2 separate regions of the Homo sapiens genome follow, and region 1 is linked to region 2. Evidence: chromatin loops called from intact Hi-C (ENCODE). Cell type or tissue: mammary epithelial cell. All regions are shown on one strand. Links, peaks and the distances in the headings refer to the core of each region. The heading gives the core; the rest is flanking DNA.

What was found. Hi-C counts contacts between places; a loop is a spot of excess contacts. Peaks named below come from ENCODE experiments on the same cell type or tissue, not always from the same donor. Only the 100,000 strongest peaks of a DNase experiment are listed, where the experiment ranks them.
Region 1: it touches region 2 in a loop (2.4-fold over the local background); 2 of 110 quality-filtered maps call a loop at or near these places.

Annotation. Positions count from the first base shown.
Region 1 is chr15:44,150,692-44,166,218 of GRCh38, reverse strand. The region is part of intron 1 of FRMD5 (FERM domain containing 5); the gene reads left to right. Among named protein-coding and RNA genes, the nearest start is that of FRMD5, 37 kb to the left of the region's middle. In mammary epithelial cell, for the core only: no CTCF peak of the experiment used is centred there; a DNase peak (open chromatin) is centred at 8,308; H3K27ac peaks cover 1,532 bases.
Region 2 is chr15:44,293,001-44,308,527 of GRCh38, reverse strand. The region is part of intron 1 of GOLM2 (golgi membrane protein 2); the gene reads right to left. Among named protein-coding and RNA genes, the nearest start is that of GOLM2, 12 kb to the right of the region's middle. RefSeq lists silencers at 7,763-8,057, 12,183-12,477. In mammary epithelial cell, for the core only: a CTCF peak has its summit at 9,429 (motif pointing right); DNase peaks (open chromatin) are centred at 11,227 and 11,717; H3K27ac peaks cover 1,379 bases.

The sequences.
Region 1 (15,527 bases), core at 4,644-12,643, 140 kb after region 2:
GGAATTACAATTAGCTAATAAACATGTGAAAAATGTTTATTTCAACCTCACTAGTAAGCAAAAACTGTAAGTTAAATAAGTTCCAAATGTATTATGTAAATTAGCAGGAACTAAAAAATAATGATAAGAATATACTGAGTACAAGTTTAAGTCAGTACAGTCTTTATTAAAAGATTTGCAAGTTAACTCCTAGGAATCTCCCCTAAGGAAATGATTTAAAATAGAAGAAAATAATTTTTATACCAAGATGTTCATTAGAAAATTATTTATAATAGTGAAAAAAATTCTTTTACATATTGAAACATGTATGTTAATTATACCTCTTTTAATACTCAGAGGCTGAGTGGGAAATATTAATTTGATAGATTTATTTTATTTTTATTTTTTTGAGGCAGGGTCTCACTCTGTCGCCCAGGCTGGAGTACAGTGGCATATGGCTCACTGCAGCCTCAGCCTCCCCAGCTCAAGCAATCCTTTCACCTCGGCCTCCCAAGAACCTGGGACTACAGGCACATGCCACCCACCTGGCTAATTTTTGTATTTTTTGTAGAGATGGGGTTTCACCATGTTGCCCAGGCTGGTTTCAAACTCCTGAGCTCAAGAGATCCACCCACCTTGGCCTCCCGAAGTGCTGGGACTGCAGGTATGAGCTACCATGGCCAGCTGCCAATTTGATAGATTTAGATTAATTTAATATCTGCTACCTGCTAGTTACTGTCTTATTGTGTTGGAGTTCTTAGTTGCAAGCAATAGCACCCAACTTGGGTTGATTTTATTGATTGATTGATTGATTGATTGAGATGGAGTCTCACTCGGTCGCCTAGGCTGGAGTGCAGTGGCATGATCTCAGCTCACTTCAACCTCCACCTCCCAGTTTCGAGCAATCCTCCTGCATCGGCCTCCCCAGTAGCTGGGATTACAGGCGTGTGCCACCACCACACCCAGCTAATTTTTGTATTTTTAGTAGAGACGGGGTTTCGCCATGTTGGCCAGGCTGGTCTCGAACTCCTGACCTCAGGTGATCCGCCTGCCTTGGCCTCCCAAAGTGCTGGAATTACAGGTGTGAGCCACCGCTCCTGGCCGACTTTGGTTGATTTTAACAGAAGGGGACTTTATTGCAAGGACATTGGGTAGCTCAGAAATTTTATAAGCAGGGTGCAGGCAGAAATGGGCTTAGAAAGTGGACAACAAAAAGGGAGGCTAGGGAGCACCCAGGACCCAGAATACTACTACAGAGCCAGTCTGAGAGGACACTGCTGCCTCCACCTCCGAACATGTATCTGGATGCTCCAGCTTGCTCTACTGTCATCTGGGACACTGAACACTAGGCACCGGTGCCACAGTGCTACCACATCTGCCCCTGTGCACTTCATACTGGTGGTGCAGCTGTCTTAGCTGCTTCTGCTGACCAACAAAATGTATTCTCCGTGGTTCCTGCTTCTTCACTGTGACAGTTTCATTGTCAAAGACCAAGGTAGGAGTGTCTGAGTAGCCAAGCCCAAGTCATGTACTCTATCCTAGCTGTAGGGGAGGCTGGGAAAGTAGGTATCTGGTATTTTCAGTTTCTAAAGTGTCTCCCATTAAGACTTGTATAGAAAGTAGTTCCCATGTTGAGCAGGAAAAAATCCATTATATTTATGTTATTTCATCAAATTATGAACAAAGTTTTAAAATTTACTGTCTGTTGCCTCTTATCTTGCTAGTGAATAGGCTAACATCATTAATTTCTGTTATTGTATGGTGCTATTTATGAGTATGTCACAATCTATCTTCTATGTGGTCCCTGATCCTTAGGCTGATTTTAATTTGCAGAATAGTGCATCTGCAAAAAAAAAATGACCAATAATATGTGAACATGGTAAGTAGTCAGTGTTGTTAAGTGAATCCATAAAAGTTGGAAATAGTATATTTTTCTTATAATGCAAAAAAAAGTGCTTACAAAAATAGTACACTATTAGAATGTACCATGATCAAGTAGGGGGAATTTCAGGTTAAGCTATCATTAAGTAAGTAAGGGCTTTCAGGGAAACCAAAGAAAACATGATCGGGGATAGACATTGTCTGGAAGGGAGTGGGGCTGAAGAAATGAAAGGTGGGGAGGACAGTGAGAAACAGGAAAGAACAGATGAGGATTGAAGGAGAGAAGCATTTTGTTTGCATTCTTAGGAACTGGTGCGGAGGTTAAGGAGCAGCATAAAATGGATCTCAGGTTTGAAAGACTTCCCCTTGCTAGAAGCAAGGCAGAGACAGAGAATGTAAAGTTAAAAGATGGATGATGATGTCTGTCAACATTTAATTTGGCCTATACAGAATGAAGTGGAGGAACTTGACTAGGCAACATTCAGGGCCTCTGATCAGCTGCACACTCTCCCCATGTAGCAAGAGAAGTGGCCTTATTAAAAATCTTAGAACAGAGAGAAGAGAGGGAGATAGCAGTTTTTACCTTTTCCTGAGACCCTGCAGAAGTTGTTATTCATTAGACGTTCACTTTATTCCCTTTTAAGTCTGGTAAAGAATGAATACTTGGACGTTTTGTTTCATGCAGATTTAGTTAGCAACTCGATTATCAAATGGTAGAATATCTGTATGCACTGAAGCCAAATTCTCAGTAACTCAGCTTTTGTTAGTCATATGAGGATGATGAATAATAGGACTCCAGAGCAGTTAACAAATTGATACAAGTGGTAGGAAAATTTGATATGAAGTTATCAAAACAATGTAATGAATCTGTTAAAGCTAAAGAAGTGTACCATGACCACATTCATTATTTATCCACTCAGTCGTTCAAAAAGTATTAGAATGCCCAACCCCTCTATTCCAGGCACTAGTTATGTACACGGGGGTACAGCAGAGAAGGCAGACAGACCTATTCTCTGCCCTTGAAGAGTTCACAGTCCACTGAAGAAGTAGACACATTGAATATAATCAAGAAGTGTTACAAGGATTTTTAACACTTCCTTAATATCCTGAGAGAGTCAAACATAATATAAGAGCTGAAAGATGCGGATTTGGGGAGACATAGGGGTTTTTTTGTTTTGTTTTTTTGAGACGGAGTCTCGCTCTGTCGCCCAGGCTGGAGTGCAGTGGCGCAATCTCGGCTCACTGCAAGCTCCGCCTCTCGGGTTCACGCTGTTCTGCTGCCTCAGCCTCCCGAGTAGCTGGGACTATAGGCGCCCGCCACCACGCCTGCTAATTTTTTTGTATTTTTAGTAGAGACGGGGTTTCACTGTGTTAGCCAGGATGGTCTCGATCTCCTGATCTCGTGATCCGACCGTCTTGGCCTCCCAAAGTGCTGGGATTACAGGCGTGAGCCACCGCGCCCAGCCTTGTTTTTTTTTTTTTTTTTTTTTTGAGACGGAGTTTCGCTCTCGTTGCCCATGCTGGAGTACAGTGGCCCGATCTTGGCTCACCGCAACCTCTGCCTCCCAGGTTCAAGCAATTCTCCTGCCTCAGCTTCCCAAGTAGCTGGTATTACAGGCATGCGCCACCACGCCTGGCTAATTTTGTATTTTTAGTAGAGTCGGAGTTTCTCCATGTTGGTCAGGCTGGTCTCAAACTCCTGACCTCAGGTGATCTGCCTGCCTTGGCCTCCCAAAGTGCTGGGATCACAGGCGTGAGTCACCGCGCCCGGCCGACATGGGAGTTTTAAGACAAAGAGAACATTAAATTTTCAGCCTGGAGGCAGGAAAAAACATGACTTTAGAGCCAATAGAAATACAAAATTGGCAAATTATAATGAAAGAAAGCTAGCAAAGGGAGGAAATGCAGTGTTAGGCAAAGTAATGTAAATATTAATATAAAGACAAAGAGTTAAATAAGCCAGGTGTGGTGGCGTGGACCTGTAGTCCCATCCACTGGGGAAACCGATGTGGGAGAATTGCTTGAGCTTAGGAGTTTGAGACCAGCCTGGGCAAAATAGTGAGACCTGATCTGTCTTAAAAAAAAAAAAAAAAAAGGCCTGGCACGGTGGCTCACACCTGTAATCCCAGCACTTTGGGAGGCTGAGGCGAGTGGATCACAAGGTCAGGAGTTTGAGACCAGCCTGACCAACATGGTGAAAACCCCATCTGTACTAAAAATACAAAAATTAGCCGAGTGTGGTGACACACGCCTGTAATCCCAGCTTCTCAGGAGGCTGAGGCAGGAGAATCGCTTGAACCTGGGAAGTGGAGGTTGCAGTGAGCCAAGATTGTGCCATTGTACTCCAGCCTAGGGCACTAGGAGAGACAAGGAAAAGACAAGGAAAAGAGGGAAGTCTGAGTTTCTTATAACCTTTCAAGGAAATACCTCTACCTAAAAATCCCAAGAAGGGATGACAGAACATAAGGCTCATAAAGATGGCAGTTCAGTACAAAAGTAGAGATAAAAGTCTCAGCTGAATTCAATTTCCTGTGAAAATAGTCATTTTAGTGGAGAGTTTGTGGAAGGAGAGGAAGATACGGTATAGTAAGGGGCTGTTTTGGAACTTGGAACATTTGGAAAGATGTAGAACAGAGGTAGATGAGGTCAGCTGCATATCTGTGAGAGGGAGAAGTTGGTCACCATATGCCATCCCACTACATTCCTGAAAACTACCAATGGTAGTAATTTATACAAATCATGTTTAAATACCATGCATCACAACAATGATTACACATTGAGCATGTGTCAAATTATTGTATTTTATTGGAAAATTATACATAACCTTAATAGTTAAGCATGTTGCCCAGTTGCTTGCAGATATTAATATTACAGGTGAAGAAGGCAGGTAAAACTTTGTGGCACTCTTTGAATCACAGCATTCCTTCTCAGCAATTATTTAATGAAGCTATGAGGTATCCTAAAGAGGCTTATGATTTGGTGGGTGAATATAAAATTACCATTTTAGTAAACTATATTCTATACTCAGAGGTGCAGGCAGGACACTTTGGGACCACTTGACTCAAGATGAGCATGGTTAGAGAAGACTTTCTGGAGGAAGCAGCAGTTGAACTTTTTTGAATAAGTAGGAGTTGGTTGGGAATAGAAATTGAGGGAGCTGTGGGACATGGGTGGAAGGAACAACATGAGCACAGATGGAGGCATCTCTGTCTACATTTATTGTTAACTCAAGGAGGGACCAGTAAGCATCCATGGGATGGGAAAGGAGATATAAAATAATATGCTGATCCTGCTGACAGAGAGCACATGGTTCACTTATTGGAGATGTATTTACTCTTTTGTGCCACGAGGGTGCTATTTAGTGAATTACCTGCCTCCTCTCTTGTACAATATGGTACACTAGTGGCTTGATAAAATTAATGCATCCCCAACAAGTGAGCAATTTACTTCCTTCTTATGAAAGGGCTAGTAAGTTGCTATGCATTCTTTTAGCTGGTTATATAGGTTTTAAAAATGATTTAAACAAAAATCTAAAGGGAATTTTATAGACAAGGAATCATCAAATAAAATACTAAGATATTGCTAGTTGTCACCATAAAAATGGAATTAGGATTACTTAGAATGATGGGCTTAATTTTTAAAATTAGCTTGAAAAGCTTTCTTCAAACTTAAGCATCCAACAATAGGTGGTTGAATAAATCATGATATATAATCAGATACTATTTAGCTTTAAACATGAAGTTATAGAAGAATGTTATAATACAGGAAGATGCTCACCATATTGTTAATTACAATAAAGCAGTATACAAACAGTATGAGCAATGTTTTGCTTTTGCTAAAATGTTTATAAACTGGTAAGCTGTAGGCTTTAGTAATCTGGAATCATACAAGAGGTTCCATTTGCATTTCAAAATGATTACAACTTATCCGTCCCTCTCCTCCCCACCTTTCAGGTTCTGTTCTATCCTGCAAAACTTTCCCAGTTATTTATTTATTTATTTTTTGAGATGGAGTCTCACTCTGTTGCCCAGGCTGGGTGCAGTGGCGCCATCTCGGCTCACTGCAACCTCTGCTTCCCGGGTTCAAGTGATTCTCCTGCCTCAGCCTCCTGAGTAGCTGGGACTACAGGTGCAAGTGGCACCACGCCCAGCTAATTTTTGTATTTTTAGTAGAGACAGGGTTTAACCATGTTGGCCAGGCTGGCCTCAAACTCCTGACCTCAAGTGATCTGCCCACCTCAGCCTCCCAAAGTGCTGGGATTATGGGCGTGAGCCACTGTGCCTGGCACTTCCCCAGTTATTTCTATGAGAACTAAATGTCAGCAGTGGCTACCGTGAAGGGTCAGCCATGCTACTTATTCATCTTTGGCTCACCCTTGATGATAGATGCTGCCACTTGAGGAGCCTCACTGAAGGTACTACTGAGAACCTCGGGACCTTGCGAGAGAAGCTACCCCCTGAGCCTGTCATAGCCCCTGATTGTCTGGGTGATAGTGCTGGATTCTATTTAAAGGTATGAAAAATGGCTTCCTCCTTAAATCTCAGCTGCTATTTGTTGCCTGGGCCTTGAAGCAGCACAAAGTCCACAGATCCACTTAAGAAATGAAGCAACTCCTCTAACTGCTAATCTTTATCCTTTGTCCACAAGCTTTCAAACTTGGCAGATCAAAGCAAGAATTACCAATGCTTCCTGATCCAACCTGATGCTTCTCCTATTTTCATTCTCTAGGTGACTTGGCAGTGTCATCTGCTTGATTGCTCAAGCACAAAACCTGAGAGGCATCTTAAACTCCTCTTGTTCCTTAACTTTAGGCTCCAAGATCCCTTCATTCTTCTTTCTTGCTGTCTTGGAAGTCAATTCATTCCTTTTGTCTCACTGCCTCTCAGAATTTAGACCTTAATTTCTCATCTGGAGATATCAGTAGCCTCCTAATCATTCCTGCCCCTTCCAGTCTTTCTTCCACCCTGGTTTAGCCTCCGTACTCCTTTACCATGGAATACAAAGCCCTTTATGGTCTAGCCCTGTTGCATCTCAGTCCTTTCTCTTGCCACTCAGTCTCCTCCACAGATACCTTATGTGGTGTTTCTACCCTCCCAAACGTGTGTGTATGGTAAAATACACATAAAATTTATCATTTTAAGTGTATAATTCAGTGACATTAGGTACACCAATAGAGATTTGTGTAACAAACACCACTCTCTATTTCCAGAATGTTTTCATCATCCCAAACAGAACATGTGTGTCTTTTTCCTCTGAATAGAATGCCCTGTTCCTCTGCTCCCATCCCTGTTCCTCCTAAGGATCTCTCTAGGCTTGGTTCTAGTGCTACATTGTCTGAGAAGATTTTCCCAGTCTTTTCAGACTTGAGTTAGGTGCTCATTTTTTTTGTCTTCCTATGCCATGCTGGGCATACTCCTGCCATGATACTTGCCCATGATATTGTGATTGTAGGTATGTGTGGCTCTTTCTTCCACTAGACTTTGAGGTCTTTGAATGAAGAGTCTGACTGAGTCTTTTATCTCTGCATCCTTAGCTTCTAGCACTATGCCTGCTGTGAATAAATGACTGGACTCAGCTTCCTATCAGCTATGCAAATTAGCTCTTGATCACATGCTAGCATTGAATGGAAATCAGGTAGCAGGTCTAAAAGAAATTTCGTAAATGTAGGCTCTTCTTTACATTAGGTATTCATGGAAATTTGTTTTTGAGGGCTGCTTTGAGTATGTAATTTCTCAGCAGTTGCACATAATCTTCTATGTTTATAATTTTAGTAATGGGTTGGGTCATGAGTATACAGTAATTAGGATAAGGTGACAAATATTAGGAAGAGTAAAAATTTTACAAAAAGCTGAAAATATATGTGGTCTTAAATATCCAGAACAGTTTCCAAGACTGTTTTATTTGTCAGGTTATGAGGTACAAAAGAAAGAAGGAACTGGAAGTCTTATTATTTTGGTGCTATTGGATAGAAAATCAGTGAAAAGACATTGGAATGAGTCAAGGTACTAGACAGGGCTTAAGGTCACAACAATTTTTTTCTCCCTTCTGTTCTATTTTTTCTCCTTTCTTTAGAACAGAAAATAGATGGGAACAATTCTTAAAAGTAGAACTGCTACTAAGTTCTCACAGTAGTAGTTTAATGTTTCTCTTGTGGTTATACCTCATCCTGGTGTGAGATGCTGAATTTGTCAAAGAGGGTGAGACAGAGGCTCTAAAATTCCTAGAATTAAAATTAGATATATGGATCTATTATCCATGGACTTTTATGTCACTTCTTTTGCCTTAAATCAAGTGAAGTAAAATCCTAAGCATACTATTTAAAATCCAGTTCCGCCAGATGCTCAACTAGAAAGGTCAATCTTTATCACTCCATTTACACTGAACAAACATATTTGTGGCAGCAAGAGATTGAATCAAGGGGAAAAAATGTAGTCCAGTAATGTGATTCAATTGTCTCATCAGGCATATGACTTGAACATAATTTGAAGGGTCCTTGAAGTTTCTTTTTTTTTAAGTTTGAAATCAGAAATTTGCAGTTGACACAACATGAGTCATGTAGATCTGATTGAATTTCCTGGATTTTCCTTTTCTTTCATCTCCTGAATTGTACTCTTTCATTTTCTTATTTGGAGTCTAGTGAAGAAAGGAAGTGAGACAAACTTAAAGTGAAATCAGATTGTACATTTGCATACCATAGAGCTAGTGGTATTTTTTATTTACAGTTTATGATATAAATGACTTAGCAATAGTTGTTTTTCACACAACACATTTAGAAATTTCTGTTTTAGCACATTGAACAATTAATTGCTTGATAGTGTGATTTACCTGCTTAGGACTTTTTAAGTCGTCATTATGAATTATATGAAGTATTATGTGAATACTACTACCTGTAGGATACTACAGTGGTACTAATAATTTAGACATCTATTAGGCTTTTCATATAATCACATGACCCAAAGTTATTTAAAGAGCAGTCTGAAGGTCCAGTTCCTAATGTGAGAGGACCTCACAGGTAGATTACAAATATAGAATATTGCCTGCATTGATACTGATTGATTACTCTTGAACATTTGGACATTGGATAAAATTTTTGAAGATAAGTGTTCATTGACATAAAGTATGCTTTACTTTTCATGAAGAAAGGAGGCTTCCTCTAGAGAAGTAGGAATTAAACATATCTGAAGGTGTCTGGATTTTAGCTCTCATAAAATAATACAGGTAAAAATTATTGTATGTATTTAATATGATATGTAGCTTGTAATCATAATGCCTTTTTTATTTGAGAAGGTTGACCTATTTTTAATGACAGAGAGAAAGGATGTAGTATGAAAAACTGATCTTTGTCTCATCCCTGACCTCCAATTCCCAGCTTGCCTGTTCAGAAAAACTACTGTTAACTAGTTTCTTATGTATCTAGAAGGGGCAGTTTATTTTTGCATTTTTATATATATATATTTTGGGACAAAATCTCTCTATGTTGCTCAGGCTGGTCATGAACTCTTGAGCTGGAGCAGTCCTCCTGCCTCAGTTTTCCAAGTAGCTGGTACTAGAGTAGAAGAGACAATTAAAAAGATACATTCCTGATGTGTATTACAGCACCAAACATATAATGGGTGTAAGTCAAGATGCATATCAAATCCTATTTTCATACTTCCAAATGACAGGGTAGAGATGAGATTTATGTTCATAAGCAACAGAAGCCTATCTGGGTCTAATAGGTATTCCTCAACTTTCTTAGATCATATATATGTTCCTGGAAACACATAAAAAAGTCAAATGTGTGAACCTCAAACATTGGACTCACATGTTTTAAGGGATGTTTAGAATACTAAAAGCTACTAAAAAATCCTCAACTTTGCCTTACTTTTTAAAGCACAATCTTTGGCCTCTATTTATAGTTAAAATTATTTATACGGGCTGGGCAAGGTGGCCCACGCCTGTAATCCCAGCACTTTGGGAGGCTGAGGTGGGTGGATCACTTGAGATCAGGAGTTTGAGGCCAGCCTGGCCAATATGGTGAAACCCCGTCTCTACTAAAAATACAACAGTTGGTTGGGCGTGGTGGCGCCTGCTTGTAGTCCCAGCTACTAGGGAGGCTGAGGCAGGAGAATCACCTGAACCTGGGAAGCAGAGGTTGCAGTGAGCCGAGATCATGCCACTGCACTCCTGTCTGGGTGACAGAGCGAGACTCTGTCTCAAAAAAAAAATTATATGTCATTTTTTATTTTTCACTATTGGGCAAGTAGTTGACTGACCTCAGTTCACTGAGACTAAATATTAGTCTTTTTCAATACACTTAAGGCTTTGAACCTTGCCTCAGTGGTTCAACTTTTGTGACACTGTGCTGTTTTTCATGACTATCAGCTCTTTTTTTCCTGCTTTCCTCTGGAGAACTTCTTGCATATTTCATTATATTCCTTATTGCACCTAGTCAGTGGTCACTCAAAAAATATGTTTGGGGAGGAGCCAGGCGTGTTGGCTCACACCTGTAATCCCAGCACTTTGGAAGGCTGAGGCGGGCGGATCACTTGAGGTCAGGAGTTCAAGACCAGCCTGGCCAACGTTGGTGAAATCCCGTCTCTATTAAAAATACAAAAATTAGACAGGCGTGGTGATGGGTGCCTGTATTCCCAGCTACTCGGGAGGCTGAGGCAGGAGAATCGCTTGAACCTGGGAGGTGGAGGTTGCAGTGAGCCGAGATGGTGCCATTGCATTCCAGCCTAGGTGACAGAGCGAGACTTTGTCTCGCAAAAAATGTATATATATATTTGGGGAGGAATTAAATTAGTGAATAAAAGAATTCAACCCTTTTTTTGATAAAGGAATGGAGTTTCTACATCATATGGTATGCTTATATTCAGCTTTAATAGATAATAACAAATAAGTTTCCAGAGTGACTATACAGCTTTTCTTCTTTTTTTCTTTTTTGAGACAGAGTCTCGCTCTGTCACCAGGCTGGAATGCAGTGGTGTGATCTCGGCCCACTGCAACCTCTGCCTCCTGGGTTCAAGCAATTCTTGTGCCTCAGCCTCCTGAGTAGCTGGGACTACAGGCACGTGCCACCATGCCCAGCTAATTTTTGTATTTTTAGTAGAGACGGGGTTTCACCGTGTTGGCCAGGATGGTCTTGATCTCCCGACCTTGGGATCTGCCTGCCTTGGCCTCCCAAAGTGTTGGGATTACAGTGTGAGCCACCGTGCCTGGCCAGCTTTTCTTTTTATCAACAGTGTGTGTATGCTGTACTGTCTCCTCACCAACACATGTTATTATCCATCTTTTATATTTTAGCTGATAGATGTATGATGGTATCTCACTTTGGTGCTAATCTGATGCCTAATGATATTGAGTATCTTTTTATATTTATTAGTTTTTTTAGTGAAGTACCTATTTTTCTTTTTCTTTTAAAAATAACTTTCTTGAGACATAATTCACATGTCCTACAATTCACCCATTTAAAGTGTACAATTAAGTGGCTTTTAAGGTATTCAGAGTTGTACATCTATCACCACAATTTTTGGAGAATTTTTATTATACCAAAATGAAACCCTGCACCCCTTAGCTGTCACTATGTAACCTCTCCCTTTCAGCCCTTCCGCATGACTAATCTACTTTTTGTGTCTATAGACTTGCCTATTCTGGATATTTTATATAAATGGAATCATACAACATGAGGTACTTTGTGACTGTGCAGATATAATAGTTGCAATAAAGGTTTTACACATAAAGTGTTGCCTGCTTTGCAGGGAAAACAGTTCACTAAAGCTTGATTAAAAGTATCTACCAAGCAGTTTCCACTCTAAGCATCTTCTAAGTATGCACTGATTATAAATCATAAATAACTATTTTATACTGTTGCATAGGATTAAAAACCAAATTAATCCCAAAGTAAAAGCTTTGGTGCCCTCAATAACCAAGTATGTAAGCCGATAAAGAAAGTTAACATGGTGATTCGGAAAAACTAAAAACTTGTGTACTCTATTGGTCTTTTTTTTTTAAAGTTTTTTCCCAAGGTTTTTTTTCTTTGTTTGTTTTTGTTTTTGTATTTTGAGACTCACTCTCACTGAGGCTGGAGTGAAGTGCAATCATGGCTCACTGCAGCCTCAACCTCCCCAGGCTCAATTGATCCTCCCACCTCAGCCTCCTGAATAGCTGAGATGAAAAGCATGCACCACCAAACCCAGTTAATTTTTGTATTTTTTATAGAGATGGGGTAATTGCCATGTTGCCCAGGCTGGACTCCAACTCCTGGGCTTAAGCAGTTTGTTGACCTTGGCCTTCCAAAGTGCTAGGACTACGGGTGTGAGCCATTGCACCCGTCAACATTTTTTCCCAAGTTTTAATTGTACTTAAAATTAATATAATGTAAAATTTACCATCTTAGCCATTTTTTTTTTAAGACTTGCCCTGTCGTCACCTAGGCTGGAGTGCAGTGGCGCCATCTTGGCTTACTGCAACCTCTACCTCCTGGGTTCAAGCAATTCTCCTGCCTCAGCCTCCTGAGTAGCTGGGATAGCAGGCACCTGCCATTATGCCCGGCTAATTTCTGAATTTTTGTAGAGACAGGGTTTCACCATGTTGGCCAGGCTGGTCTTGAACTCCTGACAGCAGGTGATTCACCCGCCTGGGCCTCCCAAAGTGCTGGGATTATGGGCGTGAGCCACCATGCCCGGCCTTAACCATTTTAAAATGTACAGTCCAGTCAGATGAAATACATTCATAATGTGCAACCATTACCACCATCCACCTCCACAGTCTTTTTCATCTGTAAAACTGAAACTCTATACCCTTTAAACAATAACTTCCCATTTCCCTATCCCCTCAACCCCTGGTAACCACCATTCTAGTATTCGTCTATACCTCATATAAATGGAATCATACAGTATTTGTCTTTTTGTGACTGGCTTATTTCACTTAGCATAGTTTTTTCAAGGTTTATTTATGTTAAAGCCTATGTCAGAGTTTCCTTCCTTTTAAAGTCTGAATAATCCTTCATTATATGTATATACCACATTTTGCTTATTCATTCATCTGTTGATGGACTTTTAGGTTGCCTCTACATTTTAGCTATTGTGAATAATGCTGCTGTGAACATGGATATACAAGTATCTCTTTGAGACCTTGTGTTCAGTTATTTTGAGTATATACCCACCCAGAGATAGAATTGCTGGACCATATGGTAATTATATTTTGAATTTTTTGAGGAAGTGCCATACTATTTTCTATAGTGGCTGTACCATTTTATAGTCCCACCAATAGTGCATAAGAGTTCCAGTTTCTCCACATCCTGTCCAGCATTTGTCTTCTCTTTTCTTGATGATAGGCATCTTAATGATGTGAGGAGGTATCTCATTGTAATTTTGATTTGCATTTCCTCAGTGATTAGTGATGTTGATCATCTTTTCATGTGCTTATTGGCCATTTGTATATCTTCTTTGAAGAAATGTCTATTCAAGATCTTTGCCCGTTTACTTTTTTTTTTAGAAAATATTTGCAGTACAGTTTAATAAAGAAGTCAGATCCACAATATATAAACAACTCCTGCAAAGCAATAAGAAAAAGATAAACAGCCAATTTTAACAGACAAAATATGTCATCAAGCACTTCACAAAAGACTATCTCCAGATGGTCAGTAAATGTATGTTCCATTATTGTTCATCAGGGAAGTGCAAGTAAAAATTGATGTGCAATATCAGTAGACATCCACCAGAGTGGTTAAAGTTAAAAAAAAATTAAGGCCAAGTGTTACCAGAGATTAGAGCAACTTAGCTCACAATCAAATCTGGTGGAGCTTTTTCCCATTTACTGAGGTAACTCAAGAATGCTGTTTGGTGGTTTCTAATAAAATTAAACATACGCTTATTCTGCAAGGCTTGTATGAGAATGTGTGTAGCAACTTTATAATTGTCCCAAACTGGAACAAACCAAATGTTCAGTAGGATTATGAATAAACAAATTGTGGCTTATTTATGTATTTGCACATTGGAGTAATACTACACAATAAGGTTAAAGAATTAAGTATTGATACATATAACAACCTAGATTTATCTTTAAAAATTGAGCAAAAGAAGGGAGACACAAAAGATGTACAATAGTGTTTACTGCTGCAGGTTTTTGACTGGAAAAGGGGAAAATATAGTTTTGTTTTGTTTTTTGGGACAGTCTCCCTCTATCACCCAGGCTGGAGTACAGTGGCGCAATCTCAGCTCACTGCACCTGTGCCTCCCAGGTTCAAGCAATTCTCATGCCTCAGCCTCCTGAGTAGCTGGGACTACAGGCATGCGCCAGGACACCTGGCTAATTTTTGTATTTTTAGTAGAGAGGGGATTTTACCATGTTGGCCAGGCTGGTCTCGAACTCCTGACCTCAAGTGACCTGCCCACCGCGGCCTCCTAAAGTGCTGAGATTACAGTTGTGATCCACCGCGCCTGGCCTGGCCTTTGCCCATTTACTAATTGTGATTTTTGTTTGTTTGTTTTAGGAGTTTACTATATATTCCGGACATTAATCGCTTATCAGATATGTGATTTATAAAGATTTTCTCCCATTCTGTGGGTTGCCTTTTTACTCTGTTGATTTTGATGCACAAAATTTTTATAATTTTCATGAAGTCCAAACTTTTTTTTCTTTCCTTGCTTGTGCCTTTGTTCTCATATCCAGAAAATCATTGCCAAATCCAGTGTTGTGAAGCTTCTGTTTGTTCTAAGAGTTTTATAGTTTTAGGTTTTACATCTAGGTCTTTTAGCACTACTCTTTAATTTCTTTTAGCACTGTTTTGTAGTTTCATCCAATGAATCTTTTACCTCCTTGGTTAATTCCTATGTATTTTATTCTTTTTGATGCAATTATATATTGAATTGTTTTTGTACTTTTCTTTTCGGATTATTATTTGTTAGTATATAGTACCCAACTGATTTTTGTGTGTTAATTCTTTTTTCTTTCTTTCTTTCTTTTTTTTTTTTTTTGAGATGGAGTCTCGCTCTGTCACTTAGGCTGGAGTGCAGTGGCGCGATCTTGGCTCACTGCAAGCTCCACCTCCTGGGTTCACACCATTCTCCTGCCTCAGCCTCCCAAGTAGCTGGGACTACAGGCGCCCACCACCATGCTTGGCTAATATTTTGTATTTTTAGTAGAGACGGGGTTTCATCATGGTAGCCAGGATGGTCTCAATCTCCTGATCTCGTGATCCGTCCGCCTTGGCCTCCCAAAGTGCTGGGATTACAGGCATAAGCCACCACGCCCGGTCCTTTTTTGTTTTGTTTTGTTTTTTGAGACAGAGTCTTGCTCTTTCGCCCAGGCAAGAGTACAGTGGTGCCATCTCGGCTCACTGCAGCCTCTGCTTCCCAAGTTGAAGCAATTCTCCTGCCTCAGCCTCCCAAGTAGCTGAGACTACAGGTGCATACCACCACGCTTGGCTAATTTTTGTATTATTAGTAGAGATGGGGTTTTGCCATGTTGGCCAGGCTGGTCTCGAACTCCTGATCTCAATTGATCCACCTGCCTTGGCCTCCCAAAATGTTGGGATTACAGACGTGGGCCACGGCACCCAGCCTCTTTATTTATTTATTTTCTGAGACAGGGTCTGCTCTGTTGCCCAGGCTAAAGTACAGTGGTGTGATCATGGCTCACTGCAGCCTTGAGTTCCTGGACTCAAACAATCCTGCTTCATC
Region 2 (15,527 bases), core at 4,541-12,540:
CCACCGTTTATAGAGGCATTACTCACAATAACTGAAAGAGGGGAAGAACTCAAGTGTTCATCAACAGATGAATGAAAAGCAAAACATGGTATATACACATAATAAAATATTATCAGCCATAAAGAGGAATGAAGTTCTGATACATGCTACAACATAAATGAATCTTGAAAACATTATGCTAGGTGAAATAAGCCAGATAAAAAAGGACAAATATTGTATAATCCTCCTATATGAGGTATCTAGAATAGACAAATTCATAGACACAGAAACTAGAATAGAGGTTACCACAGGCTGGAGGGAAGGGCAATGGGAATTACTGCTTAATGGGTAGAGGTTTTGTTTGGTTTGGGATCGTGAAAAAGTTCTAGAAATAGATGGTAGTAATCATGGTTACACAACATTGTGAATGTACTTAATGCCACTAAATTATACACTTAAAATGGTAAAAATAGTAAATTTTGTTATAGATGTTTTACCACAATAAAATAGTAATAACAATAATCATCATTATTCTGGCCCCAAATAGCTTTAACTCAGACATAATTTCCCCTACTTCTCAATACCATGTACCTTATATTACACTCTCCTATTCTACTGCTTGACCTTCTGTGAAGGTACAACATACTTTCCAGCTTTCCTGGCCTCATTTATGTTCCTCCTGTCCTTATCCCTTTCTCATTTTGTTAAATTACTAAAGATCACCTTTTCAGTGAATTATTTCGCTCTTGACTTCCTGAGGAAGTTAATCAGTTATTCCTCTGTATTCTCAAACCCCTTTGTAAGCAGCTTTACTATAGCATTTAATCATGCATTATGGATTATTTTTCTATGTGTGCCTCCCTCACTTCTTCAAAGAACGGGAATCTTACTATCTTTCTATCCCTATCACATACCACATGGTATTCAACTTTCCCAAATAAATGACTTATGCATATAATAAACTTTGAACAATCATAAAGCACTATATCAATAAATGGTTTTATTTCATTCTGCCCATTGAGAATTAGTATCATGTGGGCTGAACACGGTGGCTCACGCCTGTAATCCCAGTACTTTGGGAGGCCAAGGTGGGCGGATCACGAGGTCAGGAGATAGAGACCATCCTGGCTAACACTGTGAAACCCCATCTCTACTAAAAATACAGAAAATTAGCCAGGCGTGGTGGTAGGCTCCTGTAGTCCCAGCTATTCGGGAGGCTGAGGCAGGAGAATGGCGTGAACCTGGGAGGCAGAGCTTACAGTGAGCGGAGATCGTACCACTGCACTTCAGCCTGGGCCACAGAGCCAGACTCTGTCTCAAAAAAAAAAAAAAAAAAGAATTAGTATCATGTTAGTTTCCAGCTTATGAGACAAGTCCCTGATGATAAGCAGTATAACTTGGATACAGGCATACCTTGTCTTATTGTACCTTGCTTTATGCGTTTCTTATAACCCTGCATCGAGCAAATGTATTGGCACAATTTTTCCAATAACATGTGCTCACTTCATGTCCCTATGTCACATTTTGATAATTCTCAAAATATTTCAAAATTTTCTTTATTACATCTGTCATGGTGATCTGTGATCTGTGACCTTCAATATTATTATAATTGGGGGCACCACAAACTGCACTCATAGAGGACAGTGAGTTTAATCAATAAATGTTGTGTGTGTAAATAGAATAAACAACTTTATAGAAACAGAAAGTAGAATAGAGGTTGCCAAGGGTTGGGGAGACGATAACGGGAGTTACCATGGAATAACCATTCCCCCATCTCTCTTCCTCTCCTCAGGCTTCCCTATTTCCTGAGACAAAACGATACTACAATGACCTCTAAGTGTTCAAGTAAAAGAGTTGTATGTCTCTCACTTTAAATCAAAAGCTAAACATAATTAAGCTTAGTGAAAAGGGCACGTCAAGAACATAGACAGGCCAAAAGCTAGGCCTCTTGTGCCAAACAGCCAAATTGTGAATGCAAAGGAAAAATTCTTTAAGGAAATTCAAAGTGTTACTTTAGTGAACACATGAATAACGAGAAGGCAAAACAGCCTTACTGTTGCTGATATGGAGAAAGTTTCCATGGTCCAGATAGGTCAAACTAACCACAATATTCCCTTAAACCAAAGCCTAATCCAGAGCAAGGACTTAACTCTCTTCAATTCTATGAAGGGTGAAGGGTAAAGAAGCTGTACAAGAAAAGTCGGAAGCCAGCAGAGGTTGGTTCATGAAGTTTAAAAAAAAAAAGCAATCTCCATAACATAAAGGTGCAAGGGGAAGTGGCAAGTGCTGATGAAAAAGCTGCAGCAAGTTATCCAGAAAATCTAGCTAAGATCACTGAAGGTGGCTACACTAAACAACACATTTTCCATGTAAATGAAACAGCCTTCTATTGGAAGAAGATGCCATCTAGAACTTTCATAGCTGCAGAGAAGTCAATATCTGGTTTCAAAGCTTCAAAGGACAGGCTGATTCTCCTGTTAGGGACAGCTGGTGACTTTAAGTGGAAGCCAACGCTCACTTACCATTCCTAAAATCCTAGCTTTTAAGAATTGTGCTAAATCTGTTTTATCTGCGCTCTATAAATGGAACAACAAAGCCTGTATGATAGCACATCTGTTTACAGCATGGTTTACTGAATATTTTCAGTTCACTGTTGAGATATACTACTTAAAAAAAAGATTCCTTTCAAAATACTAGTGCTCACTGACAATGTCCCTGGTCACCCAAGATCTCTGATGAAGATTTACAAGGACATTAATCTTTTCATGTCTGCTAACAGCAACCCATGGAGCAAGGAGTAATTTCTACTTTCAAATCTTATTATTTAACAAATACCTTTCATAAGGCTATACCTACCATGATGTAATTCCTCTGATGGATCTGGGCAAAATAAATTGAAAGTCTTCTAGAAAGAATTCACCAATCTAGATGCCATTAAGAACATTTGTAGAGGCTGGGTGCAGTGGCTCACGTCTATAATCTCAGCACTTTGAGAGACAGAGGCGGGTGGACACTTGGGCTCAGGAGTTCAAGACGGGCCTGGGCAACATGGGGAGACCCTGTCTCTACTAAAAATAGAAAAATTAGCCAGGTGTAGAGGCCCATACCTGTGGTCCCAGCTACTCGGAGGCTGAAGTGGGAGGATCACTTGAGCTCAGGGGGTAGAGGTTGTAGTGAGCCGAGATCGCACCACTGCACTCCAGCCTAAGTGACAGATCAAGACTCTGTCTCAAAAAAAAAATTATAATAATTTGTGGCTGGGCACAGTGGCCATTAATTCCATCACTTTGGGAGGCCAAGGCAGGCAAATTGCTTGGGCCTAGGATTTTGAGACCAGCCTGGATAACATGGCAAAACTCCACCTCTACAAAAAATACAAAATTAGCCAGGTATGGTGGCATGTGCCTGTAGTCCCAGCTACTCGGAAGGCTGAGATAGGAGGATCACCTGAGTCCAGGGAGGTCAAGGCTGCAGTGAGCCATGAATTGTGCCACTGTACTCCAGCCTGGGCAACAGAGACTGTGCCTCAAAAAAAAGAACATTTGTGATTCATAGAAGAAGGCTAAAATATTAACAGGAACATGAGTTTGGAATAAGTTGATTCCAACTCTCATGAATGATTTTGAGGGGATTCAAGACTTCAGTGGAGGAAGTAACTGCAGATGTGGTACAAATAGCAAGAGACCTAGAATTAGGCTAGGCACGGTGGCTTATGCCTGTAATCCCAGTACTTTGGGAAGCCAGGGCAGGAGGATCACTTGAGTATGGGAGTTTGAAACCAGCCTGGGCAACATAGCAAGACCCTGGTCTACAAACCATTTTTTAAAAATTAGCCAGGAGTGATGGCTCAGGCCTGTGGCCCAGCTACTCAGGAGGCTGAGGTGGGAGAATTGCTTGACCCCAGGAGGTTGAGGCTACAGTGAGCTGTGATTGCACCACTGCATTCAGCCTAAGTGACTGAGTAAGAGAGAAAGAGAGAGAACTAGAAATAGAAGTAGAGCCTGGAGGGCTGGGAGCGATGGCTTATGCCTGTAGTCCCAGCACTTTGGGAGGCTGAGGAGGGCAGATCACTTGAGGTCAGGAGTTTGAGACCAGCCTGGCCAACCTGGTGAAACCCTGTCTCTACTAAAAGTACAAAAATTAGCCAGGTGTGGTGGTGGGCGCCTGTAATCCCAGCTACTCAGGAGGCTGAGACAAGAGAATTGCTTGAACCTGTGAGGCGGAGGCTGCAGTGAGCCGAGATCATGCCATTGCACTCCAGCCTTGACACAAGAGTGAAACTCTGTCTCAAAAAAAAAAAAAAAAAAAAAAAAAAAAAGAAGTGGAGCCTGAAGACGTGACTGAATTACTGCAATCTCATGATAAAACTTGAATAGGCCAGGCATGGTGGTTTATGCCTGTAATCCCAGGACTTTGGGAGGTTGAGGTGGGAGGATTACTTGAGGCCAGGAGTTCAAGACCAGCCCTGGGGAACATAGCAAGACCACATCTCTACAAAATTTTAAAATTAGCCAGGTGTGGCCAGGCACCGTGGTTCACACCTGTAATCCTAGCACTTTGGAAGGCCGAGTCAGGCGGATCACTTAAGGTCAGGAGTTTGAGACCTACTTGGCCAACAAAACCCTGTCTCTACTGAAATACAAAAATCAGCCAGGCCTGGTGGTGCATGTCTGTAATCCCAGCTACTCAGGAGGCTAAGGCACGAGAATTGCTTGAACCTGGGAGGTGGAAGTTGCGTTGAGCTGAGATCACACCACTGCACTCCAGCCTGGTGACAGGGCGAGACTCTGTCTCAAAAAAAAAAAAAAAAAAAAAATTAGCCAGGTGTGATGGCACAAGTTTGTAGTCCTAGCTGCTCCAGATGCTGAGGCAGGAGGATTGCTTGAGTCCAGAAGGTCAAGGCTGCAGTGAGCCATGATCATGCCACTGCAGTTTAGCCTGGGTGACAGAATGAGACCCTGTCACCAAAAAAAACAAACAAAAATCCAAGCTATGCTTATAACTCAAACTTTTTTTCATTATATCCCCATGAAGCTAATCCCAAGGTTTTGTTCTCTTCACTTAAACACTAAATTGAATCAGAAAAATATTTTTGAGTTTCTAAATGAATAAAATATTATTCTAGATCTACTATAACACGTTTCAAATAAAAGATATATTCTATGTATACTAGAAAGATGAGTTGACAAGCAGTAGTTTTACATCTGAATATTTTAGTTATGTCTTCCAGAAAAGGTAGTGCAATCAGATATGTGGATAATATCTGTGGTAGCCCTAGTACATATTTATGCACCCGTTGGTTCAAGAAGCAATACAAATTGCTAAATCAATCATCAAATATTTACTGAGTCCAGACATAGGGAATAGTATGAAATATTAAGTGTTAGATTTATACTAGATTTAGACTATTTATTTATTTATTTATTTATTTATTTATTTATTTATTGAGATGGAGTATTGCTCTGTCGCCCAGGCTAGAGTGCAGTGGCGCGATCTCCACTCACTGCAACCTCTGCCTCCCAGGTTCAATTGATTCTCCTGCCTCAGCCTCCCAAGTAGCTGGGACTACAGGCGTCCGCCACTACGCCCGGCTAATTTTTGTATTTTTAGTAGAGACGGGGTTTCACCATGTTGGCCAGGATGGTGTTGACCTCTGGACCTCGTGATACGCCCACCTCAGCTTCCTAAAGCGCTGGGATTACAGGTGTAAGCCACTGCGCCCAGCCTAGACTATATTTTTATAGTCAAGAAATTCACAGGCTGGATATGGTGGCTCATGCTTGTAATCCCAACACTTTGGGAGGCCAAGGCCGGCAGATCACTTAAGTCCTGGAGTTCAAGACCAGCCTGGGCAACACAATGAAACCCCATCTCTACAAAAAAAATAAAAATTAGCTGGGTGTGGTACTGTGCACCTGTAGTCCCAGCTACCTGGGAGGCTGAGGCAGGAAGCTCGATTGAATCTAGGAGGTGGAGGTTGCAGTGAGCTGAGATGGTGACACTGCACTATAGCCTGGGCAACAGAGTGAGACCCCATCTCAAAAAAAATAGGAAAGAAAGAAAATTCACAATATATCATTGGAAGACAAGAAAAAAACTAGAACCACTAGGCGTGGTGGCTCATGCCTATAATCCCAGCACTTTGGGAGGCCGAGGTGAACAGATCACTTGAGGCCAGGAGTTTGAGACCAGCCTCGTCAACATGGCAAAACCCTGTCTTTACTAAAAATACAAAAATTAGCTGGGTGTGGTGGCATGTGCATGTAGTCCCAGCTACTTGGGAGGCTGAGGCAGGAGAATCGCTTGAACCCATGAGACAGAGGTTGCAGTGAGCCAAGATCGTGACACTGCACTCCAGCCTGGGCAACAGAGTAAGACTCCATCTCAAAAAAAAAAAAAAAATTAAATGTAAAAAAGAGAGTCAATCAATGGCTTCCTATTGCCCTTAACATGACTCACAAATCTTTTCACAATCTGAATCCAGTCTTGTAGTGCAACATCAAATATTATCACACTCATTCTAGCTCCCTCATTCCACATGGTGAACTTTTTTTTTTGAGATAGGATCTCACTCTGTTGCCCAGCCTGGAGTACAGTGGTGCCATGACCTTGGCTCCTAAGTTTTTTTTTTTTTTTGAGAGAGGGTCTCCCTCTGTAGCCCAGGATGGAGTGCACTTGGCATGATCTTGGCTCACTGCAACCTCTGCCTCCTGGATTCAAGTAATTCTCCTGCCTCAACCTCCCGAGTAAATGGGATTATAGGCATGTGGCACCATACCCGGCTGATATCCTGTGCTTTAAAATATGCAATAAAATAAAATATGCAACATTCTACATCTGGAACCCTCTTTTCATCTCTCCTGAGCCTCTTATCTCAAACCTCTCACTCAATCTTTGCCTCATTAAATCCTGATCTTTTTTTTAGGACTCAACTAAAACTCTCAAGAATGTCATCCCTAAGCCTCTAAAATAGGTTAGGTCTTCCCCTCATAGCCCCTGCTCAAGGGTAAGTTCCATAGTCAATGTATACCATATCTGTCTTGTTCACTCATTCACTATGTGATATGCATGCAGCATAGTAACTGATCCAAAATAGAAACTTGAACATATTTGTTCAATAAAGAAATTAAAATGGGGTTAAAGATGGAAGCACAGCATATGTAAACATTGAGTGGGAAAATGATAGGATAACCAAGATAAATGGGTATTATTAAAGCTAAAGGGAAGAAGTTTCAAAAAGGAGAGAAAGGAGAGATCATCAGTATAAAATGCTATAGAGAGTCAAGTTTAAGAGTGAAAATGTAGCCAGGCATGGTGGCTCATGCCTGTAATCCCAGCACTTTGAGATGCTGAGGCGGGAGGATCACTTGAGGCCAGGAGTCTGAGGCTGCAGTGAGCTATGAGAGGCCTTTGTTAATCATCAAATGAGAAAAAATGTTCCCCTAAGTTGAACTTAAATTGGATATAGAAAATTGAAATTGTAAAAGGAAAGCAAATCATTTTATATTAAATAGAAAAAGCTTCGTGGATGTAAGTTTTGAAGTCATCCTCAGGGAAAAAGTGTAGTTTGGAAAAGAGAAAGAATCAGACATTAAAAGCATCTGAGCAAAAGCTCTGTGGCAACATTGTTCAAAAGAGGAACTACCTGGCCAGAAACAGTGTAAGAAAATTAGATAAAGTTAATTAAGAACAAGAAAGAGAGCCTTGAAGCACTGTGAGAAACTGAAATTACTGCATGCCCAGTCTGTCCCTAGAAAAAAGCCTGGACTTTGAATTCAAGGAAACTTTAACTCTCTTTTGAGGAAGAGGCTAACATGGGGAACTTTAAGGTCTTCAACCAAAAATTGTAAGGACTAGTTCCTCCTGTTTAATGAGGTCATAAGTCAAAAGGTACTCCCTGTCACTTCAGGAGACAGATGTTACATGCCACACTATAAGAACTGTTTGTTTGCCTCTATGGAGTAAGTAAAAGGGAGCTCCTTGAATGTCCTTTTACCTTTTTTCTGCACAACTAAATCCTAGTCATCATTTTTCAAAAAGCAGCTTGTTTTATGATCTTCATGGAACCTCCTGAGATTACTCAGTCCTTTATCAGGAGAGTAAGAAAAAACAGAGAAATACAAAAATAAGAAAGGGAGACAAAGAAAAGTGAAAACTTGTTTCAAAGATCATTTTAGTGTATAGCACAGTAAGTGCCCAATATATTTAATAAATTTTTGTCAACTGAATTAATATACTTGGGTTTCAATAGAATAATACAAGACTAAACTTCTTCCTTCCTTCCTCCCTCCCTTCTTCCTTTCTTTTCTTTCTTCCCTCTCCCTCTCCCTCTTTCTTCCTCTTTCTCTCCTTCCCTCCTTCCTTCCCTCCCTTCCTTCCTTCCTTCTCTTTCCTCCTCCCCTCCCCTCCTCTCCTCTCTTCTTTTCTTTTTTCCTTTTCTTTCTTTTTTTGAGACAGGGTCTTGCTCTGTTGTCAGGCTAGGGCACAGTGGCACAATCATAGCTCCCTGCAGCTTCAAACTCCTGGGCTCAAGTGATCCTCCAGCTTAAACCTCCCAAGCAATTAAGACTATGGGCATGTGTCACCATGCCCAGCTTTTTTTTTTTTTTTTTTTTTTTTTTTGCTATGTTGCCCAGGCTAGCCTCAACCTCCTGGCCTCACATGATCCTCCTGCCTCAGCCACCCAAAGTGCTGGGATTATAGGCATGAGCCACTACACCTAGCCCCAAATTTCTTCAAGATTAGCTATACCAATGCACCCATGAAAGAAAGGAACCAATATTATTAAATGTCAAGCTTTGTATGGGACAGGCCTCTAAATATTTTACTTCATGAATCCTCTTCATTTTATGAGTGAAGAAACAGGCTTAAGGAGAGGTAACATAATGGTAGAATTATAAACTCAAGTCTGTTTGACTCCAAAAACCCTTGTTCTTTCCAGTGAACCATACTGCCACACAGTATATATTATATAAGAGTAGTTATCTAGTCAATTTGGGAGGCCGAGGCGGGCGGATCACCTGAGGTCAGGAGTTCAAGACCAGCCTGGCCAATATGGTGAAACACTGTCTCTATCAAAAATGCAAAATTTAGCTGGGTGTGGTGGTGCGTGCCTGTAATCCCAGCTACTCGGAAGGAAGAAGCAGGAGAACCACTTGAACTCGGGAGGTGGAGGTTGCAGTGAGCTGAGATCGCGCCACTGCACTCCAGCCTGGGCGACAGAGCGAGACTCTGTCTCAAAAAAAAAAAACAAAAACAATTATCTAGTCAAAAAATCAAATTAACTTTTAAGTATGCATTTGTGTATTTGTTTCCTAGGCTGATATAACAAAGTGCCACAAACTGAATAGCATAAAGCAGAAATGTATTGTCTCACAGTGCTAGAGGATGGTTTCAGAGGCTAGAAGTCCAAAATCAAGGTGTTGGCAAAGCCCTGTTCCCACTGGAGCCTCTAGGGGGAGGCTCCTGGCTTCTGGCTTCTGGTAGCCCTGGGCATTCCTTGGTTTGTGGAAACATAACTCCAATCTCTGCCTTTATCTGCCATGCGGTCTCTGCAATGTGTCTGTGTGTCTCTGTGTATTCATGCACCTGGTGTTCTCCCTAATTCTATTTTTTTTTCTTATAAGGATACCAGTTATAATGGAATAGGGGCCACCCTAATCCAGTATGACCTCATTTTAACTTGATTACATCTGCAAAGACCCTATTCCCAAACTAAGATAACATTCACAGGTGATTTAGACTTCAATATATCCTTTTAGGGGATACAAATCAACCTCGTACATTTTGTAACAGCACTAAGAACAATTTTTCCCGCAGGAAAAAATTTAAAACATAGTCCTTCCTCAAGGAACTTAAAATTTCGTTGAGAAAACGAAGTTCACAAACAATAAGCTATTAGTAAAAAATGAACAAAATAAGTTAATGAAGCTCAAACAATAAATGTAAATGGTGTATAAAGAAGGAAAAGCATGGCTGGGAGCAGTGGCTCACACCTGTAATCCCAGCACTTTGGGAGGCCCAGGTGGGTGGATCACCTGAGGTTAGGAGTTCGAGACCAGCCTGGCCAATGTGGTAAAACCCCATCTTTACTAAAAATACAAAAAAAAAAAAAAAAATTAGCCGGCCATGGTGGTGGGTGCCTATAATCCCAGCTACTTGGGAGGCTGAGGCTAGAGAATCACTTGAACCTGGGAGGCGGAGGTTGCAGTAAGCTGAGATCGCGCCATTGCACTCCAACCTGGGCGACAAGAGCAAAACTCCATCTCAAAAAAAAAAAAAAAGAAAAAGAAAAGAAGGAAAAGCATATTCCAGGTCAGAAGTCCCAGGGGGCTTCATAGTGGACATGGATCAGAAGCTGGATAAAAGATTGGTAGAATAGGCCAGGTGTGGTGGCTCATGCCTGTAATCCCAGCACTTTGGGAGGTCAAGGTGGACGGTTCACAAGGTCAGGAGTTCGAGACCAGCTTGGCCAACATGGTGAAACCCCATCTCTATTAAAAATACAAAAAAATTTAGCCAGGCCTGGTGGTGCGTGCCTGTAATCCCAGCTACTCAGGAGGCTGAGGCAGGAGAGTCGCTTAAACCCGGGAGGCGGAGGTTGCAATGAGCCAAGATTGCGTCACTGTACTGCAGCCTGGGCAACAGAGCAAGACTCCATCTCAAAAAAAAAAAAAAAAAAGGCCAGGTGCGGTGGCTCACACCTGTAATCCCAACACTTTGGGAGGCCAAGGCGGGTGGATCATGAGGTCAGGAGATCAAGATGGAGACCATCCTGACTAACATGGTGAAACCCCTTCTCTACTCAAAATACAAAAAATTTAGCTGGGCCTGGTGGCGGGTGCCTGTAGTCCTAGCTACTCAGGAGGCTGAGGCAGGAGAATGGTGTGAACCCGGGAGGCGGAGCTTGCAGTGAGCCAAGATCACACCACTGCACTCCAGCCTGGGCGACAGAGCAAGACTCTGCCTCAATTAAAAAAAAAAAAACAAAAAAAAATTGGTATAATAAATATACAGAAAAGAGGCAAGAAACTAAGAGTCAAACAGCAGGAACAAAGGCACAGAAACAGGAATTAACATGACACAGAAAGGCAGGTGGGAAGGCAAAAGTAAGCAAAACAATCAGCCTGAAATACAATTTGGGTCAGGAGATAGTGGGAGACAAAGGTAGCTAGAGCCATTCTATGGAAGACCTTAAAGATGAGACAGCAGAATTCTAACCTGATGTAGTCAGTGAGTCATACAGCCACTCTGAAAATAAGGTTTGAGGAAGTTCAGGCTGGCTTCACAGGAGAACTGACAAAAAGAAATGGAGACCAAGGAAAGGGGACTAGTTAGGGATCTGCCAAGTTCTCTATTCTGCAGTCAGAATGACGTTTTTTTTAATTCGATCAAGTAACTCCTCTGCATGTTGAAGCACTCAATATGATACACTGAAGGAATCAAAGACAACACCAAATTTCTAACCTCAGTCTTAAATAACAGTTGCATGGGCATCATTTATAGGAACCAAGAAGGTAGGAAAGGGATATCGTTTGGAAGAGTTATCAGTTTTGATTGGTTTATGAATAATTTGAGGTAGAAATTACAGTTAAAAGTTGGCCAGATTATGGCTGGTGAGGCAGAGGCAAAGGCAGGAATTATCATGTGCAGCATATTAGAACTGTAGAAGGTTGATACTCAAATTACAGAAGAACAGGCAAGCTCTAGGGAGTCAGCTAAGACACCTATGGGAGGAGCCAACTAAGCCTAACTGGAAATGAACCAGGAAACTGAAAACAAGCAAATAACAAAAACAGTCAGACATTCAGGAGCAAAGGGTGAGGCAGGTAGGCTAGGGCTGGGACCAGATCTTGGGCAGGAACACAGACAGAGTCCCATCCTGGAAAAAAGGCAGAAAAGAAATAAGGAAGTAGCTGTAGAATAACAATGTAGTAGGCACTGTTTTAAGAATTTTAATCAATTTACTCAAACCTCTCAAGAATAAGAGAGACTACTATTATATTCCAAAATTTTCCCCCAAAAAGCATTTTTTTGTAATACGCTTCTCATCCTCCTTTCTGACATATGACCTTTTCCCCATTCAACTAAAGGCATAGGCTGCCTCAAGGAAAATTATGGTTGTTAAAGGGAAAAAAGGTCATTTACTATTCAGCTTCAAACCTCAAAACTGATGTGTGTGTATGTGTGTGTATGTGTGTAATAAAACGACAATTTTGAGGACTTTTTCTACATTCTAACAGCTCCTTTTATTTATCAAGAGCTTGACGTGCCACAGCTGGACCACATAGCTTTAGTATGAGCTACAGTTTGCAAGAATCCAAGTTTAGGAGCCAAGCACAGTGGTGCACACCTGTAGTTTCAGCTACTCAGAAGGCTTAAACAGGAGGACCTTCACTTGAGACCAGGAGTTCCTGGCTGTGGTGTGCTATGATCACACCTATGAATAGCTACTGCATTCTAGCCTGGGCAATGTAGTAAGACCCCATCTCTTTAAAAGACAAAGAGAGAGAGAATAATAATCAAAGTTAAGAGACATGCCCTGTACTGAGGAAAGAGAAATAAGGACTTTTCTGATAAAAGAGGAAATAAAAGGGTGTCTGTGTGTGTGTGTGTGTGTGTGTGTGTGTGTATGTGTGGTGGATCTCCCTTGTTCTAAGATGAACTGTGTTTCCCCCAAATTCACATGTTGAAGTCCCAGCCTCCAGGATCTCAGAATGTAACTGTATTTGGAGACAAGGTCTTTAAAGTGCTTAAGTTACAGTGGGTCTAATCCAATATGACTCGTATCCTTTTAAGAAGAGGAAAAGACACCAAGGATGTGTGCATACAGAGGGACTATCATGTCACAATAAAGCAGCAAGAAGGTTGCCATCTGCAAGCCAAGGAGAGAAGTTCAGAGAAAAACAACCCTGCTGGCACCTTGGTCTTAGACTTCCAACCTTCAAAAATGTGAGAAAATAAATTTCTGCTGTTTAAGCCACCTAGTCTGTGGCATTTTGTTATGGCAGCCCTAGCAAACTAATACACCCCTCCAGGCTGAAACCCTTTAGAGGGAAGTTTAAAAAATCAGAAAGTTTGAGGGAATCTCAGAGAAGTGGGGGTTGTTTCTCACTTCTTTGGACAAGACAGGAGCAACTTAAAGCTCCCTTAAAGAATTTCCATGTTCAAGGCCGGATGTGGTGGGTCATGCCTGTAATCCAGCACTTTGGGAGGCCAAGGTGGGCAGATCACTTGAGGTCAGGAGTTAAAGACCAGCCTGGCCAACATGGTGAAACCCTGTCTCTACTAAAAAATCAAAAATTAGCCAGGCATGGTGGCATGCACCTGTAGTCTCAGCTACTCAGGAGGATGAGGCAGGAGAATCACTTCAGCCCGGCGGGTGGAGGTTGAAGTGAGCTGAGACTGCGCCACTGCGCTCCAGCCTGGGTGACAGAGTGAGGCTCCATCTCAGAAAAAAAAAAAAAAAGGAATTTATGTGTTTAGTAACCCAGGTAACAGACTGGAAGTGACAGAATGGCATAATAATGTGAAAGAAACCAAATATCACCTTTCTGATTCCTCTGGAGAAAGGATTCCTTGATTTCCAAAGATAACCTTATAGTAGCAACGAGCATATCTGCCAAGCAGACCTTGGTTTCTTTTTTTTTTTTTGTGAGACAGAGTCTTACTCTGTTGCCCAGGCTGGAGTGCAGTGGCACAATCTTGGCTCACTGCAACCTCTGCTTCCCAGTTCAAACGATACTCCTCCCAAGTAGCTGGGATTACAGGCGCCCCCCACCATGCCCGGTTAATTTTTGTTTTTTTTTGTGGTGGTGGTGTTTTTTTTTTTTTTTTTGAGATGGAGTCTCGCTGTCCTCCAGGCTGGAGTGCAATGGCGTGATCTCAGCTCACTGCAACCTCTGCCTGCCGGGTTCAAGCAATTCTCCTGCCTCAGCCTCCCAAGTAGCTGGGACTACAGGTGCGCACCACCATACCCGACTAATTTTTTGTATTTTTAGTAGAGACGGAGTTTCACCATGCTAGCCAGGCTGGTCTCGAACTCCTGACCTTGTGATCTGCCCACCTCGGCCTCCCAAAGTGCTGGGATTACAGGCGTGAGCCACCGTGTCTGGCCCAATTTTTGTATTTTTAAGTAGAGATGGGGTTTCACCATGTTAGTCAGGGTGGTCTTGAACTCCTGACCTCAAGAAATCCACTAGCCTCAGCCTCCCAAAGTGTTGGGACTACAGGCGTGAGCCACCGTGCCCAGCTGCAGACCTTGGTTTCTAATGCCATTCTCCAATAAAAGGAACCAAGGTTCCTTGGAGAAATGGTTGACTCTAGGGCTGGAGTAGGAAACGTATAGATAGGCCTAGAGCATCTAAAAGTACCAAAAAGTAAGAAAGGGGTATGTCACAATGAAACTGGGTGTAGGGTATGTGGAAATTCTCTGTACTTTCTGGCACTATAAAAGTAAGAAGGGGATACAGGAGTTAATGAAGGAGCTCTCCAACAGCCAGAGCCAGAACAATTTGAGCAACAAAAAAATAAACTAATATTGGATTATAAGCCAAAGTACAAAATAAATATCCATGAGTCCATACCGATACAAGTAAATTATTAAGTTAATAAATGAGGGAGAAGAGACAAATCTCCTTTGCAGAAGAATTCCATATAGTTTATGTTGATACTCTGTCCTTAAGGAGGAAAAACATAACTACCCACTCATTAAGTGAGGGTGAACATACTTTCTTCCAAAGTGTACAGTATGGAAACAGATTTTTTTTAAGAGTACATTATAGTGGAGAAACCTGACAAGCACTATCTCACGCCAGGTGATAGAGGTTAACATAAGTAGTGATAAATCATTTTGAAAAACATACCCATGTTATGATGTGTTGAGATTGGTACTTTACTTCTGTGGTCTTTGTCCGAAAACCCACAACTCCAGTCTAATCCTGAGAAAAGACTCAGACAATTCCCAATTGAGGGACATTCTATATAAAACACCTAATCAGTAATCCTTAAAATTGTCAAGATTATCAAAAACAAGAAAAGGTCTAAAAAACAAGGAAAGGCTGAAAAGAAGCTTCAGAAGACATAATGTCTAAATGTAACGTAACTCTGGATGAGATCCTGGAATTAAAAAAGGACAGCAGGCGAAAACTGAAGAAATCTGAATAAAGTACGGACTTTCATAATAAGATATCAATACTGGTTCATTAATTGTGACAAATGCATCATACTTATGTTAAGATGTTAATAATAGGGAAGACTGGGTGTGGGGTATATAAAAACTCCCTGTACTATCTTTGCAATAATTTTCCAGATCTAAAACTGTTAAGTGGCCAGGTATGGTAGCTCACACCTGGCACTTTAGAAGGCCAAGGCAGGAGGATCACTTGTTTAGTTTTCCAGATCTAATTTTCCAATAATTTTCCAGATCTAAAACTGTTAAGTGGCCAAGTATGGTGGCTCACACCCAGCACTTTAGAAGGCCAAGGCAGGAGGATCACTTCAGGCCAGGAACTGGAGACCAGCCTGGACAAGATAATAAGACCCTCATC